2 separate regions of the Homo sapiens genome follow, and region 2 is linked to region 1. The links are chromatin loops, found by intact Hi-C in ENCODE. Cell type or tissue: PC-9. All regions are shown on one strand. Links, peaks and the distances in the headings refer to the core of each region. The heading gives the core; the rest is flanking DNA.

Evidence for each region. Hi-C counts contacts between places; a loop is a spot of excess contacts. Peaks named below come from ENCODE experiments on the same cell type or tissue, not always from the same donor. Only the 100,000 strongest peaks of a DNase experiment are listed, where the experiment ranks them.
Region 2: a loop joins it to region 1, with 22 times the contacts of the local background. A loop is called at or near these places in 1 of 110 quality-filtered maps.

Annotation. Positions count from the first base shown.
Region 1 is chrX:8,725,832-8,731,769 of GRCh38, reverse strand. All of the region lies in intron 1 of ANOS1 (anosmin 1), which reads left to right. Among named protein-coding and RNA genes, the nearest start is that of ANOS1, 3.3 kb to the left of the region's middle. RefSeq lists enhancers at 2,727-3,227, 4,777-5,769 and a silencer at 5,448-5,742. In PC-9, for the core only: a CTCF peak has its summit at 2,724 (motif pointing right); a DNase peak (open chromatin) is centred at 2,659.
Region 2 is chrX:8,270,772-8,276,709 of GRCh38, reverse strand. The region is part of intron 2 of LOC107985675 (a long non-coding RNA gene); the gene reads right to left. Among named protein-coding and RNA genes, the nearest start is that of VCX2, 100 kb to the right of the region's middle. In PC-9, for the core only: no CTCF peak of the experiment used is centred there; DNase peaks (open chromatin) are centred at 2,349, 3,039 and 3,639; H3K27ac peaks cover 2,936 bases.

The sequences.
Region 1 (5,938 bases), core at 268-5,267:
GGGCGCGCGCCTCCCAGCCTGGGCTCGCAAAGTTCTCGGCCAGCGCCGCCGGCTGATCCTGGCTTCCCCTGGGCGTGGATCTTACAGTCGGGGTGCTGGAACTCTCCTTTCCAGCCTCTTCCCGGCTCCTGAAAAGAAAAAGAAGCCCGAGACATCTTGCCCCAACTCCCTCCTTCCCAGCAGGAAACCAAAGGCGATTTCCCTGGGGAGGGAGAGTCGTGGATGCTGGGAGTGGGTGTGTGGATGTGGCGGTTTCCCGGGAATTGGAGTGCGCGAGACTCCGGGCGGGCGGCGACTCCCGCAAAGTCCCAGGCGCTCCGGGGCACTGGGAGGGAGTCTGGGAGGCGCGTCCGGCTGCGCCTGGGGACCTCACCTCGAGCCCCAGCCCCGCAGGTGCCCGCGGGCCGACACTTTGTCTCTTTTGAAAGATGGTTTTCACTCTCTGAGGGCTCAGAGCTCGCTGCCCACCCTTGGAGCCCCAGCCAGGGTACTTGTGCCAAGTCGTGTTCCAGGGTGCGTGTATGCGCGTGTTGGGGGTGCGAGTGGCTGTGCGCGCCTCAATTCGGAACCCCAAAGATTCAAGGTCTTGCCCTGGACTAGCGTAGAGCGTCAGGGAAGAAGTGCCGGGGACAGGGGATTTGGCGGGGCCGTATTCGGATACTCCTCAACGAGTCCCGGGGGAACCGTCCCCCAAACCCCGAACGTAGGTTCTTTCAGCCTGAGGGTGGGGAGTATGTGTGTGTGCGCGCGCGCTTGTGTGGGAGGCTCCGGGAGCCGCGCGCTTGGCTCCAGCGGGTTGCCGGGACTCTGCCCTGTGGCGCGGACCCCCGCGGGACTTGCGCGAGGCTCCGGGTGCGGGTGGGCGCACGAGAGCAGGTTCCGGACTCAGCGCGAGCGAGTGCAGCTGCTGCCTGTACCAGCCCTGTCGAGCGTGCGAGCTCTGAAATCCTCCGCTTATTTTTCTCTTCTCTCATCCTTCTCTCCTTCTTCTTCTCGCCTCTATCCCTAGGTGCCCACCTGTTCCAAGTTCCCAATTTCTCGCTTCAGGGAAACTCTGGAGGGACCAAAAGGAGAAATGGGGGCTGGGGGGAGGGGTTCCCCTGGCTGGGCGGGAACTGGAAGCCAAACCCTTGGCTCTTAAACTGGGCGCCCCTCCTGCCAGAGCTGGGTCAAGGGGTGGGGGGGGGGGTCCCCCTAGAGGCCCTGGGAATTAAGCTGCCAGAGGAGGCCATATTAATAAGGGTGGAATGTGGAAGTGATTCCCCTTACCCTCGGGGATGATCTTGAACCGGCTGGTGAAGCTGGCGCGTTCGCGAGTGTGCAGTTGAGTTTGTTCTAAGTCGTAGAAGCAGCGTCTCGTGGGTGTCAGAGAAATGGGCACGCTCTGTAGTCCTTCTGCGTCTTCAGGGAATGGAAGACCCAGTGCTCACCTCCTGTGGTGAAATTACCCAGACATCCTGGACAGAGCCAGGAGAGGGCCGATCCCCAGGCACCTGGTTTCCAGCCCTCCGAGTCCTACCCTGAAAGTCACTCTCCTAAGATGCCACACTATTGTTTGAAACAACAGAAAACAAAACAAAACGGAGCAGCCTATTCCCAGGGAGAAAGAGTACCTTTTTTTTTTCTTTTTCTTGAATTGTCAGTGCTGTAATTTATTTGTTTTACAGTTTCAGTGGCTAAAGCACCAGCTTAGATGAAGCCAGTTCCCGTGAAAGGCTTTTCTTGTGGTCTCCTTGGCATGATTTCTCTTTGGAAGAAAAACTGCTGACAGAATGCACATTGCTAGACAATCCTGATTACATTTTAATTAGCTGGGGGTGAAATAAGCTGCAAATTACTCAGTTAAGACTTAATAAGTGCTGTGTTTGTAATCAATTGCAAAGCCATTCTGGGAGCCTTAACCCTAACCTGGTAATGCCTATCTGATTTATCTAAATTGCAGGGATTAAGTGTTTTTAAGATCTGAAAAGCCAGCAACACATTCTCCTTATAAAACCCCAAGCTTCCCTGTTCCCCACCGCTTGCCTTCCTTTTTTTTTTTTTTTTTTTTTTTTTTTAATAATTAGAAGGAAGATGGGCCGGGCGCAGTGGCTCATGCCTCTAATCCCTGCACTTTGGGAGGCCAAGGCGGGCAGATCATTTGAGGTCAGGAGTTTGAGACCAGCCTGGCCAACTTGAAATCCCGTCTCTACAAAAAATACAAAAATTAGCCTGGTGTAGTGGTGCATGCTGTAGTCCCAGCTACTCAGGAGGCTGAGGGAGGAGAATCCTTGAACCCGGGAGGCAGCGGTTGCAGTGAGCCGAGATCACACCACTGCACTCCAGCCTGGGTGACAGAGCAAGACTGTCTCAAAAAAAAAAAAAAAAAAAAAAAAAAAGGAAGGAAGGTGGAGCAATCAGTCTGCAGACAACTCATGACTGGGCTACGGGAAGTCTTAAGAAGATTGCTTTCCTACAGGGTCACCCCCGCCCCCAACTCCTGCAAATGAGCCCACCCATAAAGCTGTCTCTGGAGCAGGTGCCTGTTTCCATCTTCTCTTGCACGGTTTCAGGCCATGTTTAAGGATGGGAGAAGCTTGCCTGGCCTCCAGCCTGGATGCCCGCCAGGTATGTGGACTCTCAATTATGAAAGCTGTCAGGCCTTGCCTCAGGAGAGCGCAACCTATGCACTCATGGTGTAGGCAGTGACACAGATTCCCTGGGGCAGTGACCTGCTGTCGTCGGCCTGCAGAGGAAGCTGTCGTCTCATAGTCTGTGCCCCAGTTGTCCCCACTGTCCTCCACTGCCCAGCCCTTCAGCAACAAGACAGAAAAGCAGTGGGTAGATGTGCACACCTGACACCTCCAGGTCTGCAGGCTGTTTCTGCCCCACCTGCACAAAGTGGCTGTCAACCACGCCCAAAAACACAAGGGACTCAGTACTGAGGCATGGGGGTGGGAATGCAGACCAGGGATACCTGAGTAATCCAACACTGCTCTGACCTGGAAAGGAAGAAAGGAAGATGGGATGGAAACCCCATCATTTCACTACTGAATGCTGCCCTTCATTCACGAAAAGAAACAGTGCATGTTAGCACCTCCTGAAATATTAGTATCTGGCTCCAGGATGCTTTGTCCAGGTCATTTGGCATGGAGCTATTTCAGGCTCACAAGTAGAATACATATGTGCGGTTAGCAGAGTGAAGAGGAGCTGTGGGTCTGTGAGGTATGGAACAGGGAAGTGGGCTTTGGGGCTGTGCAGACCTGCTCTACACCCAGGCTCTGTAGCGTCGCGAATGGGTAGCTTGGGTGCATCACATCACCTTCCTGAATGTTAACCCTTCATATGCCCAGTGGGGGAGAGAAGCACCTGCCCTGCAAGATGCAATCAGGATGCAAAACATGTTGGGGTGATGCAGGTGATGGTAATACAGCAGCTAGCACTACCCGGAAGATTACTAAGGAGCAGCCACTCTTCTGGGTATTTTACAAGTACTACTCTTTTAATCCCCACAACACTCCTAGGAGGCAGCTACTAAATTAGGGAAGAACTCAGAGGTCTTGAAAAGTTGGCTCATCACACAGTTCATTGACGATTTAGCCGGGTTAATAGTGAGGATGGCTTCTAGCTTTTGGTTTTGTTTCTATTTTTAAGATTTTGTTGGTTAGCTGGATAATTTACTTCAGGACTGACTACCTAATTTTCAGGCCCTGGTGCAAAATAAAAACGTGGGGCCTCTTAGCAAGAAAAAAAGTGTTTGTTAAAGGAAATAAGATATAAAACGTTTTCCTTTCTTCTGCCACTTGCTTCTGTTAACTTGTCATGGTGTTTTAAATTTCCTATCCATGTTGTTCTCAGTGAAGAAAATTTTAAAGTTTAATTTTAGCATGACGCTAACTCTTCTTCTTTATATTGTGCAATGCCAGCTTTACATGTAAATATCAGAGCACTTAATTCCTGGAGGGAGCCCTGAAATGGCCAGAGGGTCCAACAGGCCAGACTCGGGAATGGTGGAAGGAGGAAGAGAAGGCTCCCCCAAGGCTTTGGGGTGTGCCCAGGGAACACTCATGTCTCACAGGCACCTAGGGCCTTGGGCTCAGACACATGTGCTCAGGCATGATGCTGGCCAGGTCCCCTCTTTTGCCTGCTGCTGCACCCGGGGATTGTACTCTTGCCTGGCACAGGTCCTCTGGAAATTGAGCCAGGTGCCTCCCCTTCATAGGCCAGCTGCTCCTGCCCCCAGCAGATGGGCAGCTCCCAGGTTTATTGCATCCTCCTCAGTGGATGTGCCATTCCAGTGTCTCAGAATCGTGCTGGCCACCCACCAAACACACCATCATGCTACTAGCATGGAATGGGGACAGACACAACCATACCATGGGACACTGTATGACATGCATATGGCCAACCCTGATCTTCCCTACACCCATGCCCGGTCCCTGCAGGGACCATAGTGGGCAGGGATCATGTGATGGGAGGTGGGGAGCAGAAGGCCAGTGGGGCCTGAGGTGCCAGGTGATGGGGGAATGGGCGGTGAGAACCTGTCCTGGAGAGGTGAGGGTGCGGTGGGAGTCAGGATTGGTTCTGAGCTGACATGTCCACTCTCCAGTGAGTACTGCAGTGTGCTATTGACTCTTACATACAAAACTCAAACTCAAAGAATTTCAGCATGGCCATTGCAGAGCATACCCCAAGCCTAGGTCCTCTTGTGAGCATATAGTGGACTGCACTGTTCATACGTCTGTGAAACTGACCTAATTTGCTTTGTTTGTATGTCAAAGATTCAGCCATCTGGGAAAGTTTAAACCTACTTTGGAGTGGCGGTTCCTCATAGGGTCACCTGTAATGTTAAAGGGTACGATGCTGACATATGCTCACTTAGGGAGAAACATCTCTCCTCTTATGTTCTCAACTTCTCTAGAAGATTAAAGAAGAAGGAAAGGAGGGAGGTGGTGCCTGAGATAAGCCCTGTCTCTTTATAGGTGACTCTTGATGCATTTGAGAGTGACTTCATGCCCTATGCTTCATCTTGGACACTCCTGCTCCTCTGACCTCCTCTGGGTCTGCCCATGATGGCACAGGTGTAGCTGAGTCTTAAGCTCTAAACATAATCAGTTCCCTAAGCATGGGCAGGCTTGGGACCTGCCATTGGCAATCTCAGCATTGGCAGGCCTGGGACCTGCTCTTTGTCTGCCTGTGTTTTCTCAATGGAGGCTCAAAACAGTAGGGTTTGAGGAAAAGTAGTAGTCCGTGGGCAAGTGAGGCGGGATGTGTGTGTATGTGTGTCTGTGTCTTTGCCAGATTTCAGAATGCCCAGGGAGAAAGTGGATGGGATCCTGCTGGAAGACTAATAGCAGGTTGCTGGCAGCTTGGCCCTAGGGTTCCAGAATTGTACTGATGTTAAGAGATTCTTCCTTAATGGGACGTTATTCGCCCTATAAAGTACCACCGATAGGCTCCCTTTGGTAGCTGATTAGAGATCAGAGGCTCTTCCTAGCAGTAATTGGAAGCTGTTTGTTTTGGCAAAAAGGAGAATGAAGCTGGTGATGAGATCATTCCACTTAGAGGGCCAGCCTCTCCTCCAAGGCAAAGTAAACAAACAATTAGCGCATCAAAACCCCAGCAGCTACAAATCAGCCCCAGGCTCACAGATTTCAGAGGAATGGATTTTGTGGTGCTCATACCCAGCCTACGATGTGTCCCTTTGCTCTGTGCTGAGTTTTCAGTTATATTGCAGGATGGCCAGGCATTTAGAGAGCCGCTGGGAGAACCACGACTCGATGCAGTTTGGTCTTGGTGTTTCCTGGTCTGAGTTATTGGCTCTCTGGCTGCGTTTCTAACACGTTCTGAATTTGACCCAAAAGAAACCTTATACTATTCATTGCAATTTTTTGTGTTTTTAATATGGTATTTCTCTTTGAACATGATTTAAAACTCTACCTTATTGTGACTGTAATAG
Region 2 (5,938 bases), core at 490-5,489, 460 kb after region 1:
AATTCTGCCTGACACATTGTTGCTAATGTTTTTAGAATATATGAATGTATTCAGTTATGCTATATGCCCAATAATTATGAAAATAAATACATTCATGGCTGAAGATTAACTACTTCATCTTCCACAGTGGAAAGAAAGAAGTAAATCATAAATGATTTAAGGCAGCATTTTTTTCCCCAAACCCTTCTATCTAGGGATAATAAGAGAACAAAAGCGTTTTGCAGTTTGTTTCTCTCTTTTAAATTTTTTAAAAGTAATTTTTAGTCACTGATAAAAATAAATATTTTTTTCACCTTTCACATTTTTTTTTTTCAAATTGCTGATTGGGGAGGAAACAAAAAAAATTTTAATCACTTGTCATTTTACATGCATGTGAAATTTGGATCTTACATGCATGTGAAATTTGGATTAAAAATTGTAATACAAGTGCTATCACTGGATAAAGTTTGAATCCCACAAAATATTTCCATATATTAAGCTATTTGAGGGAATAATATTTCTGAAAAGTGAGTGCTAAGCTTTGTTTAAAGTGGTATTCATGATTCAAAATAAATCTGAAACAACATAAGTAATCTTAAGGGATTTGAAAGCATCAAAGATAAATGGCTGTTAGTTTCTTGTTTTTGTCAAGGTATTCAGTTGGCCTCCTTTCAATTGTTCCATTGGTTTGGATTTAAAGGCTCAAAATATGACATTCTTCCAAACTGATGAACTATACCAGAGCATATAACTTACTTTATCTTAGTTGAAAATGTTGTACATCTGTACAAAATTTATATTTGGATTTTCTTTTTTATATGCTTAGAATAGCTTTAGTTTTATGATTATGCTATGTAAGGCTAGGGAAACTTGATAGTTTAGTCTCAGTATGACCCAAATAAAGGAGATTATTTTAACCTTGTTTTTGGTTTTGTTTTGTTTTTCCCTCAGAATAGAATAGAATTAGGTGGGTTAAAAAAAACACCAATGATGGATATCTCCATCAGTGTCATTTTTTGGCGACAACCTCGAAATATTCTCAGTTAGTAGATTTAGAACTGTTACAGATTGCAAAATGGCCACACAGCTTTGCAGCTCCTTTATCATAGACGGAGCCTATTTTCCCAGCCCTTGCAACTTCCTCTCACACCAGGAACTCATCTGCCACTATGTGAACAGACACCAGCTTCCTGGGGTTTGAGAGACCACATGGAGCAAGTCTCCAGCCATCCCATATGGCTCCTGTCCCAGCTGTCTCAGCAGAGGCCCAAACACATGTGAGCCTAGCAGCCTAACAGCACTATGTGGGGCCATCCACAGAACCACAGCAGGTGAGCACAGTCCTAATTGTTGATCCAAATAATTATAAGAAAACACATGGTGGTTGTCTAAGTGACTACGTTTTCATTAAAAGTTCAAAGATACAAAACCAATACATTTTGTCTATTTTCTTTTATTACAGTCACTAGAGGTTTTAACATCTAACTTCCATTGTTTCACATGTACCTTTTACAAGCCCACCTTTTTAACCTTCTCTTTCACTTTGTATAAAAGGTAAATGTCATCCTCCACCATTTCTGTTCTCTCACACCCATTCCCCAGATAATTCTATTATAGCTTAAATCTACCCTCCTCTCCATTTTCAACCTACTAGGCACAGCCCTAGTTTGCACTTCCATTGTCTTCTACTTGCATTAATGTAACAGCCTCCTAAACACACTTCTTAAATACAACACTTTCTCTCTCATTTGCATCGTGTTGACATGTTTTGCCTATAGAACCATCTTTCTGAAATATCAAACTGCACATCTTGCTCTCTTGCCTGTATCCTTCAATGGTTCCCATTGCCTGTGAGTAAGTCCCAGGCTCAGAATAACATACGGACCCTAGATATCTTTTAGTTGTCATTTCCTACATCCACATCTGACATTCTATATAGTCCAGACATAAAGAATTACTCCAAACTAAGAATGATCAGTAAATTGTTCATGTAGAATCTGGACTATAATGTTCCCATCATTCTCCTTCTGTATAAATTCTGTTCATCCTCAAAATTCATAATCCCTAGAAAGACTTCCCTGATTATAAACTCACTCCATTTTCTGCTCTCAGTATAACTATTAAATAAGTTATATCTGGTTATGCAAAATATAATGATTGAAGTATATGAGGCATAGTCTTTTTGACTCTTAAAGCCGTGAAAATCTTCATCCTTTAAGGCAATCTTTAATTTACAAAAGAGTCATAGCTAATTTGGCATCAATCAGGTCAGTAAAAAAAGAAATTAAAAAATTTATTGACAAATGAAATTGTACAAGTTTGTGGTGTATGACATGATGTTTGGAAATATGTATCCATTGTGAAATGGCTAGATGAAGTCAATTCCATGTGCATTACCTCACATACTTATCATGTGTTTGTGGTGAAAATGCTTAAAATCTACTTTTATCAATTTTAAGTATATGGTACATTGTATTACTTATAGCCACCATATATTGTACAACAGGTCTCTTGAACTTATTCCTTATGTCGAACTGAATTTTGTATCCTTTGGCCAACATCTCACTGATCTTACCTCCCTCCCTCCAGCCCCTGGCAACCACCTTTCCACTCTTGGCTTCTATGAGTTTGATGTTTTTAGATTCCACGTGTAAGTGAGTCCATTTGGTATTGAAGAAAATGATTTTACCTGGTGAATTTGCCAACAGAAAAGGAATAACTGAAATATTGCTATTTGAATTTTTGGACAATTTATTTAAAGTCTCAGGACCCATTTTCTTCATTCATAGAAAACAAAAATAATATTTACTTTGTCTGGTATATTCTATGTGAAAGTATTTCGGTGGTGTCTGGGACATATTTTTCCAGTGAATATCAGTCATCTTTTCCTTGATGTGACTCATAAACTAGTTCTGATATCACTTAAAACAAACAAACAAAAACGGTTTTGACACTCGTTGGGGCTGTGATAACATTTTTGAAATACCCGTGTCGCCACTCACAGGGACCAGTTTGAAGGAAAATACTCATTTGCATGTGTAAGTTCTCACCTTATTTTTTCAATAGTTGTCATGTGAGGTAGATTGCATTCCAGATACCTTGTCTGTAGATATGGGGCTGACTAGGGATTGGTATTTATGACATTCAAAGGGAAGTCTGTGAGAGGTCAGTCCCTTCTGCTGGTTCTAATTGTTACTCACCTGAAATAGTTTAGGAATGAGAAGGTTTAAGGACCTACCAAAATTAGGAATGCCTTCCCTTCCTAGACAGGCTGCAATGTTTTGAGACTGAGGTATCTGGATACCCACAGTGAGAAAACAATCCAAAGCTTTTTATGTTTGGGAATTAAGAACTGGTACCTGTGCCACTTCCACATCCCTGTTGAAGGTGGGAGGCTGCTATTGATGTATTCCTGGACCCAAGTCAGGAATGTTTTATGCAGCGTTCATCAACAGGTATTCATATGCTCTCCATGGGCAAGACTGGAAACCTACTTCGAATTCCTCTAAGCAGCTAGAATCCTTCTAACACTGAAGAACTAAAATTTATATTCTCCAATAGAATCAGTGAACATCAACTACCCATGCTCTTTTGACAAGAAGACACGTCCCAGAGAAATTCTGCAACACACATTCTTCCCTTGTTGTGCAATTCTCTTTCTTTATTACTCTATTTTGTAGAATGCATATAAATCGTAGGAGTTCCCTGCTCAGGCATTTCCATGTATTACATAAAGGAGAGGAAAACAGATATGCCTAGGGGACTCCTCAAGGCTCTCTCGAGAGACAGGATTTGTAGAAGATTGTTGAGAGCATGGGAGGCTTGGCAGCCTGAGTTCACTAATGGGTTGTTAAGATTTAAATGTTCATATGTGAAATGGCTCGACTGTTTTTATGTGAGATGGTTCTATAATTCATATGTAACATTTTGTCACTTTGATTATTTTCCCAGAAGAAGTTATATACATAGAGATTATCTTTTCATTAACACTGGACATGCAGTTGCTTGGAAGAGAGTTCCTTATTCAGCCTTTGTTTCTTTTATTGTTATAGATTTATTCGGGGATTTAACTTCTTGAATCAACTTTGACACTACTTTTATTTCATCAATCTCTTTCCTTGTTTTTCATAGCGTTTTGAGCTTGGTTTTGCTTCAGCTGATATTGATTCTTTTGGGTTTTTTTGTTTTGTTTTGTTTTTGTTTTTGTTTGTTTTTTTGTCTTTGCCTGATACAATCTGGTCCATGCCCCTCTATTTAGCCTTTCTTTGTCATTTGGTGTTACATGTGATAGTTTTGGTAGAAAAAACATTGCTGGACTTAGTACATTAAGCTAGTTAATTGCCTTTGCCTTTGAAAATTTCATTCTGTTTACTTTTAGAATGATAGCTGATATGTTTCCTTGTATTTCTTTCATCTTATTTTATATTTATTGTGTGCATTGTTATTGAGGTACTATTTCCAAAAGGCAAAACACAAATTTTGAGTATGATGTTCAGCAATTTTTTTTTTTACATAGGAGCATATGCAGGCAACTATCACCCAGATCAAGATATATAGGACATTTCCATTATCAAAAAAGGTTTCTCATGCTCCTACCCAGTCGACAATCCCTTCCCTAAGATAATCACTATTCTTTTTTTTTTAAATTATACTTTAAGTTCTAGGGTACATGCGCACAACGTGCAGGTTTGTTATATATGTATACATGTGCCATGTTAGTGTGCTGCACCCATTAACTCGTCATTTACATTAGGCATATCTCCTAATGCTATCCCTCCCCCCTACCCCCACCCCACGACAGGCCCTGGTGTGTGATGTTCCCCTTCCTGTGTCCAAGTGTTCTCATTGTTCAATTCCCACCTATGAGTGAGAACATGCGGTGTTTGGTTTTTTGTTCTTGCGATAGTTTGCTGAGAATGATGGTTTCCAGCTTCATCCATGTTCCTACAAAGGACATGAACTCATCCTTTTTTATGGCTGCATAGTATTCCATGGTGTATATGTGCCACATTTTCTTAATCCAGTCTATCATTGATGGACATTTGGGTTGGTTCCAAGTCTTTGCTATTGTGAATAGTGCCACAATAAACATATGTGTGCATGTGTCTTTATAGCAGCATGATTTATAATACTTTGGGTATATACCCAGTAATGGGATGGCTGGGTCAAATGGTATTTCCAGTTCTAGATCCTTGAGGAATCGCCACACTGTCTTCCACAATGGTTGAACTAGTTTACAGTCCCACCAACAGTGTAAAAGTGTTCCTATTTCTTTGCATCCTCTCCAGCACCTGTTGTTTCCTGACTTTTTAATGATCGCCATTCTAACTGGTATGAGATGGTATCTCATTGTGGTTTTGATTTGCATTTCTCTGATGGCCAGTGATGATGAGCATTTTTTCATGTGTTTGTTGGCTGCATAAATGTCTTCTTTTGAGAAGTGTCTGTTCATGTCCTTCGCCCACTTTTTGATGGGGTTGTTTATTTTTTTCTTGTAAATTTGTTTGAGTTCTTTGTAGATTCTGGATGTTAGCCCTTTGTGAGATGAGTAGATTGCAAACATTTTCTCTCATTCTTTAGGTTGCCTGTTCACTCTGATGATGGTAGTTTCTTTTGCTGTGCAGAAGCTCTTTAGTTTAATTAGATCCCATTTGTCAATTTTGGCTTTTGTTGCCATTGCTTTTGGTGTTTTAGACATGAAGTCCTTGCCCATGCCTATGTCCTGAATGGTGTTGCCTAGGTTTACTTCTAGGGTTTTTATGATAACTACTATTCTTAATTTTGTCACCATAAATTAGTTTTGCCTGTTGTAGTTTCTGATGTAAATGTCTATCATCAGTATGTAGTGTTCTGTGTCTGTCTTCTTTTACTCAATATAAGATTTTTGGTATTTATGAGTGTTGTCACATGTATTGCTTGTTTGTTCCTCTTTATTTCTAGGTGGTATTTAGTTGTATGT